2 separate regions of the Homo sapiens genome follow, and region 1 is linked to region 2. The links are chromatin contacts, found by Hi-C or POLR2A ChIA-PET in ENCODE. All regions are on one chromosome and are shown on one strand. Each heading gives the region's core, a stretch centred on a gene start or an enhancer-like site at or near the end of the contact. The rest is flanking DNA. Distances are from core to core; before and after follow the strand shown. Region 1 holds the start of RENBP (renin binding protein). Region 2 holds the start of SSR4 (signal sequence receptor subunit 4).

Evidence for each region. A loop is a pair of places that touch in the nucleus more often than their neighbours do. ChIA-PET counts read pairs that join two places held with the same protein, here RNA polymerase II (POLR2A). Pooled maps may share reads with other maps.
Region 1: a loop to region 2 is called in a map of heart right ventricle, with 2.8 times the contacts of the local background. The contact joins the promoter of RENBP here to the promoter of SSR4 in region 2. A Hi-C loop is called at or near these places in 8 of 168 maps with a recorded cell type or tissue (CD8-positive, alpha-beta T cell, GM18951, Ramos and 5 more), 8 of 37 single-sample maps with no recorded cell type and 17 of 50 pooled maps. POLR2A ChIA-PET finds 5 or more read pairs at or near these places in 7 of 52 experiments (AG04449, AG04450, H1 and 3 more).

Annotation. Positions count from the first base shown.
Region 1 is chrX:153,943,177-153,947,598 of GRCh38, forward strand. It overlaps RENBP (renin binding protein), which reads right to left and starts at 1,467. Exons shown (of 11, transcript NM_002910.6): 1 at 1,408-1,467; 2 at 1,133-1,242; 3 at 904-979; 4 at 719-794; 5 at 370-542. The coding sequence starts at 1,434. It overlaps HCFC1 (host cell factor C1), which reads right to left. Exons shown (of 26, transcript NM_005334.3): 26 at 4,381-4,422. RefSeq lists enhancers at 1,310-1,439, 1,619-2,382 and a silencer at 1,650-1,709.
Region 2 is chrX:153,792,261-153,796,330 of GRCh38, forward strand. It overlaps SSR4 (signal sequence receptor subunit 4), which reads left to right and starts at 2,408. Exons shown (of 6, transcript NM_006280.3): 1 at 2,408-2,494. The coding sequence starts at 2,428. IDH3G (isocitrate dehydrogenase (NAD(+)) 3 non-catalytic subunit gamma) reads right to left here and starts at 2,115. Exons shown (of 13, transcript NM_004135.4): 1 at 1,986-2,115. The coding sequence starts at 2,066. RefSeq lists enhancers at 1,478-2,205, 2,105-2,364 and a silencer at 1,665-1,814.

The DNA.
Region 1 (4,422 bases), core at 217-2,716, 150 kb after region 2:
TGAACCCAGAGACACCTTCATCCAGGGCCTACTTGGGGCCTGGCACCCAGCGTCCAGTAGGGGCCAGTCAGATCCGCCCCACTCTGCTCCCAGTCTGGGGGTGCAGCCCCTTCCAGGCTGTGGGGTCAGGGTCTGGCAGCACAGGGAGCCCAGGGAGGAGGGAAGGGCCTTTTCCCAGTTGGGGGCAGGGCGTGGATAGGGCCCTCTCCGTCTGCGCCCCTGTGGGGGTAGGGGAGCGTTCAGAGGTGAAGGGGACTTGGCCCACAGATGGGTCCATGGGAGGGGACTTGCGTAGTGAGTGGGAATGCATCAGGTGGCCATGGCAGGGTCGCAGGGTGGGGTCTTCAGGGGCACCCTCCTCTCACACACCTGGTACCGCACTTCCCCTGTGGCTCTCCACAGCTCGTTCATGGCCATGGTGTAGAAACACTCACTGAAGATGGTTCGCTGCACCTTGACCGGGCGGCCGTCCCGAGTCAGCACAAAGGCACACTTCTTGCCAGGAGGTGCCACCCGGGCATACCGCAGCAAGAACTCACCACCTGGAGGTTGGGGGGTTGGCATGCCAGGGGTAAGGCCAGGACGCCCCGCACACACCACCCTTGAGCCTCCCCAAGTCCTTCGCTGCTTCTAGATCCCTCTAGGAACTCCGCACATGTGCCCTGTTGAGTAAACATGGACGGAGTCACTGGGAGATGGGCAGGAAGGGGGCACCTACCTGCTTTTGCTGCGTCCAGAAGCTGAGCATGGCGGAAGCGCTCGAAAGTGCGGTACAGGCGACAATACATCCATACCTGCGGGGTACGGGAGGGAAAGTGGCTTAAGTGGCCGGCTGGGGTGAGGTGGGGAGACCTTTGAGGCGATGGGCCGTGTGCCTGAGCTTCCAGGCTGGGAACACCATACCTGCCTCCCCTGCAGCCACACATACTTGAGGTCATCATACACCCGCCCCTCGCGGCCAAGGCACGTGAAGAAGCCCCTGTGGGAAGGCAGGGTTAGCAAAGTCTGGAACGGGCCTTGCCAGCCCCTCCTGCCCCTCTGGGGCCAGCAAATCTGTGAGGTGCCTGAGAGTGAGAAGGGGCCTCAGGAAGGGCAAAAACCCTGCTGAGGACTCCAGAAGCACGCCGAGTACCCGTGCTCCTGGTCGTGGGAGTGCTCCATCCAGAAAGCCACCACGCGGTCCAGCTCCTGCCCCACGCGCTCCTTCCAGGCCTGCAGAGTCTCTCGCTCTTTCTCCATGTCCTAGGGGAAATGGGGCTTGAAGGCGCAGCCCCCACATGGGACCTAGGCCCCCCCAGCCTCGGGAACCAGCCCTCAGGGATCTCCCCACCTCTGCACGGGGCTTCAGACGTCACCATCCCCGGGACCCTCCAAGACAGCACTCCCCCCAAGCACCCCACCACTGGCCTGTCGCGCTGGGAGACCCTTGCTCATCCCTCCTGCTCCTCTAGGAAGCCAGACAGAGTTGGTCGCGGTCCCGTGACTGTCACTCAGCTGACACAGCCGCGCCCGGCTCACCCTCCCCCTCCTCTTCAGGGTTCCGCTGGGCCTGGGGCGGGGCTTTGAGCCCGACCCCCGCACTTGTTCCTGCCGCGACCCTCCACTCGAATGGGCCAGTCCCTCCAGGGCCCCTGCTGGGAGCTCTGGTCTCAAGATCCTGCTTGGTGGGAAAAGCTGGGATGGCCGGAGGGTCTGGGATGAGGGGGAACGGGGCTGCCACCCACCCCGCCCTACACCAGGGGCCCCGGCAGGGCGGCTGAGGGCCTTGGCCCTACCAAGCCTGTGGGGCAGGGGTGCAGCAGGACAGGGAACAGCTAGTGGGCCTGAATGCAGAGGTCCCTCTGACCTGTCACCACACAGGGTAGACAGGAGGCAAGTTCTGTTTTTGTTGTTGTTGTTGTTGTTTGTTTCTTTGTTTTTTGAGACAGTGTCCTGTCGCCCAGGCAGCTCACTGCAGCCTTGACCTGCCAGGCTCAAGCGATCCTCCCACCTCAGCCTCCTGAGTAGGTGGGACCACAGGTGTGGGCCACCATGCCTGGCTAATTTTTGTATTTTTAGTGGAGACAGGGTTTTGCAATGTTGCCCAGGCTGGTCTCGAACTCCTAAGCTCAAGCGATCCTCCTGCGTCAGCCTCCCAAAGTGCTGGGATTACAGGCGTGAGCCACCGCACCCAGCCTAGCAAGTCCTCTCTTTTGAATCAGTTTGTCACCAACTACCTCAACAGTCAGTAATGGGCAGCCATTGGCGCTAATTTTTTTTTTTTTTTTCCCAAGATGGGGTCTTGCTCTGTCGCCCAGGCTGGAGTGCAGTGGCATGATCTTGGCTCACTATAACCTCCGCTTCCCGGGTTTAAGCAATTCTCCTGCCTCGGCCTCTGGAGTAGCTGGGATTACAGGTGCCTGCCACCATGCCTAGCTAATTTTTTTTTTTTTTTTTTTTTTTTTTTTAGTAGACGGTTTTTCACCATGTTGGCCAGGCTGGTCTCAAATTCTTGACCTCGTGATCCACCTGCCTCGGCCTCCCAAAGTGTTGGTATTACAGGTGTGAGCCACCGCGCTCGGCCTTGGCACTGACTTCTTTACACAAGTGACACAGCTCTAAGGCCAGACAGTAACTGCAGGTAACAGCCCACACCCCCCTTCTCTGGGCCTGTTTTCCAGCTGCCCAGATCTGTCTGTAGCTCTATGACTGACCCGATGATGCTACAAGGCAGCTGGGCTGAGGTGGTTCCTACCTTCCAGGCCAACAGTGCACAAAATGGGTTCCAGCCTCTGGGCGTGGGTACTGCACTGCTGGTCTTTGATGCCACAGTGGCTGTCTCAGTCCCTGCTGCAGGCTGACCCACCCAACCCCAAACAGTTCCCCTTTGGGGTGCTTGGTAATGAGGCTGATGCCCTGGCAGCTGGGGAGGCATCCTCTGTGTGCTCCCACCCACCCTCGGCCTCGGCTCATGCTCAGGGGATGAGCTTTGTGCCCAGCCGGGCTGTATCTACCTGCCCTGCTCACAGGCCTGTCATGTTCACATTCATGTCCAGCCTCCCTCCTGCCTCCCCAGACTGAGTGGTGCCCTCAGACGGAAACGCGGTATTTTCAGATAAACACCAGAGGCATGACTGATGTGGCCCTTGCCTTGTGGAGTGTGATGCAGCCGCGGTGAGACAAGTGAGCTGAAGGAATGCGGAGGGTGGGTAGCCCCACAGGTGCCAGCTACAGAAGTGGGGTAGGAAGAAGCCTTGTACCACCCCCACCAGGCGAAGCGCCCACAACGCCATTTGCCAAAGGTATGGCAAATCCGCAAGGCCCCTCGGTTCTGGGGCCAGCCCCATGTGGCCCCTGGCCTCCACCAGCCCCAGCCATGACTCCTACCGCTCTGCTCTGAAGGACACTTTCCCACCCCTCTCCTTGGGCCTCTGCGAGGCTAGGCTCCAAGGCAGGTCACAGTTGGTGCGGTGGGTAAGACAGAGCCATGGCTCCTGGTGTCAAGCCCTGGCCAGTCTGCTTCCCCCCACCCCCACATGACACAGCAGACCCCACAGGACAGAGGCTTCCCAGAAGAGGTCGCATTCGACAGGGCCTTGCACACACACCCATGCCACAGGTGGAGACACGGAGGCTTTGGTTACTCCAGGAGCTTCTGGTAGCGGAGTGCCTGGGTGCTCTGAGAGGAAGGCTGGGCAGTAGAGGTGTGTAGGGGAAACAAAGGCAGGCGGCAGGGGCTTGGAGGGGGCGGGGAATGCAGGTGCGCCAGGAGCACCAGGCCCCAGAAGCAGGGTGTCACTCCCCTCAGACCCGCCTAGGCCTGTGCTGCTCCGGCCACCTTGCCCCGGAGCTTTCTGGGCCTCCTGGTACAAATTCAGCCCACGGGATCCCAGCTGTCCTACCGACCCAGCTGCTAGGTGGTCAGTCTGGATCACAAGCTCTTGCTTCTTCCCCTTGGGGGCATGGCTCACATTTAAGAGGAAGCCAGAGGAAGGGATCCACCTCTGCAGTACCCGTGGTGTACTTGACTCAGCCCACCTCCCCCCAACCCACCCAAGGAGGCTGCCGCTGGTGACCTGCCAGGCCCTTGCCCCATCCTATCCTCTAGTGCAGGAGGGGAGGGAGGGAGATCTGGGCCCCAGACACAGGAAGTCAGCAGCAGCTGCCCAAGGGGCTCTTTGGCCCTTGCCCTGCAAGGCAGCTACCAAGCAACCTGCTGGACCCTGGTCCGACTTGGTCCAAAGACCGGAGGCCACAGCAGAGGCCTCACTCTGGGGCCTTCTACGCTTTCACCAGAGCTCAGGTCTCCCTCCAGGGGGCTCCCGTGAGCCTCGGGCAGGTCTCAGCCTTCCCGCTCAGGCTTCCTGAGAGGATGCCGGGACACAGTGAGACACCTAGTGGTTATTTCAAAAAAAGTCTTTTAATTGTTCAAAATAGCACAAA
Region 2 (4,070 bases), core at 1,158-3,657:
GCACATAAGGAACATTTCCTGAGTGAACAAGCACATCAGAAAATGAAAAAAGATCTGGAGACTAGGGAGGCCTCGGTCCAAATCCACCATCCACTCTTCTTGAGATGGCTTCATGGCCTCATCTGAAATTCACAGAACGGAGGTACCTACTTTCCGTGACTGTTGGAAAGATTAGGGGACAGGAGGTGTGTGAGCTGCTCACAGTAGCTAGTGCCACACAGCACGCCTGCCCCTTCACCCCACTGGCCCCTCAGGTCAGAGTTCAAGGCTGGTGTCCCTGGGAGGTCACGGGTGGACCCCTGCAGCTCCCAGCAGTAGTTCCTCCTGGGCTTCAGCTGTGGCAGCAAGCCAATCTCCTGAGAGCATGGACCTCCCTCACAGATGGCAACATCACCACCAGGGCTGAGCTGAACCTCTCTGCCACCCGGTCCCTGTGCCAGGTGTTCCTTTGGGCTTTGGCAAAAGACCCAGAGAGCGCTCCAGATGGACTTCCCTGACCTTACTGTACAGATGCAGGCACCTTCCTTCAGGAGGTCGCAAAGGCTCTGCCTTGTGCCCTGACTTCCCTGTGAAGCCACCAATCAAAGGAGCCAAGTGTGAGGCAGGATGCAATATGTACACGCCTCCCGCTCTCCCATCACCCTTTCATGGTTCCATGGAAAGAAAGAACATCCACACCCCACATCTTATGCCTGCTGAGGCTTCTGTCTTTGGCATATTTCTGTTGGACCATGTGTCAATGGTGGCTGCATGTTTTCCTATGGCGTCCAAATCAGTGGGATTCAAGACCTGGGGTTCCTCTGTAAGGGTTCTCACACCCAGGACGGTCAGTCTCAGGGCAAGGCACTGCCCAGCTACCCACCGTTCACTGTCCCCTACTCCCACCCCAACGCACACACAGGCACACACACAGGGGAGGTCAGGGAGGAGGCACACATGTCTTCACCAAGAGCCTACAGGAGCCCAGTTGCTGGAGCCATCAGAGCCTCTGGAAAGCCACTATATACTGCCGTCCTTTCAGCAGCAAGGTGGGAGAAGTCAGCATCGTCAAGAGAATTTCATTAGGCACAAGCAGTCTCCCCCAGAGGTCAGAAGGAGAAAACATGGCAAGTAGAGATGTCCCTGGGGAGTGGCCGCAAAGTCACGGAGTTCTGGAAGGTCAGAGTTGACAGGATCCTTTGAGAACATGAAGTCTCCTCCCCTCTGGGTTCCAAAGGGGAAACTAGAACCCAGAGAGAGGAGGAAATGGCCTAAGGCCACGCAGTGGCTCAGTGTGGGAGCATGGCCTAGAGGTCAAACCTCTTACCCATCAGGGCCAGGTGCTGGCTGGCAGCTGCTTCAGATGGTTTCCAGCCCACCTAGGACCTAAATTAACCTCTTCTTAAATAAGTGTAAGGAAAGAAGACTCGGACCTGAATACGCAAGACCGCACACGGAGAAGAGCAGAAGCAAAACCCCCGCAGCCTCAGAAACCCTAGCTCCTTCCCATTCCAGGCGCCTCGAGGGGAAGGCATCTGGGGCTCTAAGACTGGGGGACTATGGGGGATGACTGGCAAAGTCCGGTTCTTTGCCACCGGGATAGGTGGCAAAGCGGTCCACGAGAGAGGAAACCGTGGAGAAATTTGAGTCCCGGAACCGGATTCCCGAAGCGGTTTGAGAAAGGCGGGCCGGGATACGTGAGTGACTGCCTCAGAAGGGCTCCTTCAAGGACACTAAGGAGGTGACAGCCGCCGTGGCCCACTCTCCCGGCCCGTCCGGAGGGCCCCCCGCCACCCGATGCAGACCCCCTGGGGGAGCCGGTCCAGGGCCAACTTCGGCCAATCCCCTCAGTGACAGCGGAGGCGGCCAATCAACCCCGGCGCGAAGCCCTTTCCCCGCCCCTGGTGGGGCCCCTAGCCAATCGGACTCCAGACTGCTTCGGGTGCGGCTACCCCACCGCTCCCCTGCGACCGCTGCCGCGGTCCCGTGGCTCTTTCCCTGCTCACCTCCCAGGGACGGCAGAGAAGGGCTGGCCCGAGCACCGCCTTCGCGGCGCTGCCGGCGACGGTCGCTACCTTCAGCGCCATGACGGAAAGTGAGAGCCTCCGCACGTCCCGACACGCAGATACCGCTCTCGCGAGAGTTCGACGGGGTGCGAAGTTTCGGGGACAGGCGCGGACCCGGTACTGCGCACGCGCGCGGTCGCACCGATTCACGCCCCCTTCCGGCGCCTAGAGCACCGCTGCCGCCATGTTGAGGGGGGGACCGCGACCAGCTGGGCCCCTGGCTCAGGGAGGGGCCACGTCAGTGCTGCCAGAGACGTCACAATGCCGGCCCAGCCGTTCGGTGCGCGATTGGCTGCCGCTGCCACTTACGCGTCGCTCTTCCTCGTTTGCCCCTCGTGTTCATGGGAGCTCGTTTTCTTTTCCTCTAGGCAGAGAAGAGGCGATGGCGGCGATGGCATCTCTCGGCGCCCTGGCGCTGCTCCTGCTGTCCAGCCTCTCCCGCTGCTCAGGTAGCGGCCCAGCCGGGGCTTCTTTCTTGCGAGCCTCTGACCCACGGCAGGTGGTGTTGGGGGCAGGAGGGATGCGGGGGTCCGGCCTTTCAGGGTCCGTCGCTGCGGGCCGGGCCTTCCCCCGAGAGGCAGGCGGCCTTGGGACGGGGGGACCAAAGCACCTCGCGCACGTTTACCGGCAGCCAGGCTTTTCCTTGTCTGCCCATACGAAGAGGAGTCCCCGAGCCTCCATGGTGCGCCCGGCCCCCAAGCTGCAGCACGGAACGTGACACATGTCCCGGCTCCCGCTCCCTGCGGGGTCGGACCGGAGCGAAGCTCTGTAGCGCTGAGCGATCGCGGCCAAAAACGGGGCTGGAGGAGCCACATAAGCTAGGAAGGGACCTCAGTGAGGAGAGGGAGCAAGAGCGGGGCGAGTTAGATGGGGAGCCAAAGGTGCGCAGGGCCTTGAGTGCCAGGCCGAAGACTGGCTTTTCCGGAGGGCCCTGCCTTACCCTTACCAGAGTTTTCGGCAGAGCCGACCAGGGGTCCCGTCGATTTGCATTCGTGAGGGGCTGAGGTCTGAACTCCAGAGTGTGTTTAGGAGGTGGCTGCAGCAGCCAGCCCCGGGCCCGGGGGCCAGGACTGGACAGGGGCGGCTTTCTCCACATTCCCTTTTCTGCCGTCCTTCAGGCCAGTAGCCTTGCTGCCTGCAACGTTTTGGCAGCCTAACTGGCCTCCCTTTCCGCACACTCCTCATCTGCCCCTCAGGAATTCCCTGAACTATAGTCAGGGACGTATCCAGAGGACAAGCCTGGCCATAAAACCCTTCGGGGGCTCCCCTGCGCCACAGGAAGCAGGCCCAACTTAGGCAGGACACAGAAGGGCTGGCGGGATCTAGCCCCTGAGAACTGCCTCCACGCTGTTCCTAGGGATCTGCCTCCTGTGGTCCAGACCCAGAGCCTTCTCTGACGTCCTCTGCTGAAGCCATCGTTCTGCCAGGGCACCACATTTGGACAGCGGGTGGCTGAGAACATTCCCACTTTGGGGAGCCTTTGTTTCACACCCTCTGATGTAGGCGGCAGCCTTCCTTTCCTTTGGGCCTCTGGTTATGGAGAAGGCTAAGGCAAGGTCCTTTCTCTCACAGCTAACAAGTTGTGCTTCTGGAACCAGAGTCTCTCCCGTTTACTTCTTCAGGAAACGCTGGGGCCAGTCTTCACCTTCTGTCAACTGGCCGGGGGCAGAGACCCTTTCTCTCATCTTGAAAGCCCCAGTGCATTGCCTGCCTGCAGCCCCCACCCCCGATGTCTCTGCTGAGGATGCCTTCAGTAACTCGTCCAGGCCGTTTGTGGCTCTGAATTGAGGCTGGCGTGGCCCCCGGGCCTCCGTGTCATAGGTCCAAGTGTTGGCATGTATTGTCCAGTGAATCCAGCCCCCACCTGTCCCCAGTTCGCTCTTCCTGCACACCTCCAGAAAGCCGGCCTTGCCCCTCCCCAGCCTTCCTTCACAGCCATCCCGCCTACGTTGCCATTGCATTTGTGACCGAGCACTTGGATCTGTCTCGCATATCCCACCTGGAAGGGGCAGGAAGAGCGCATGG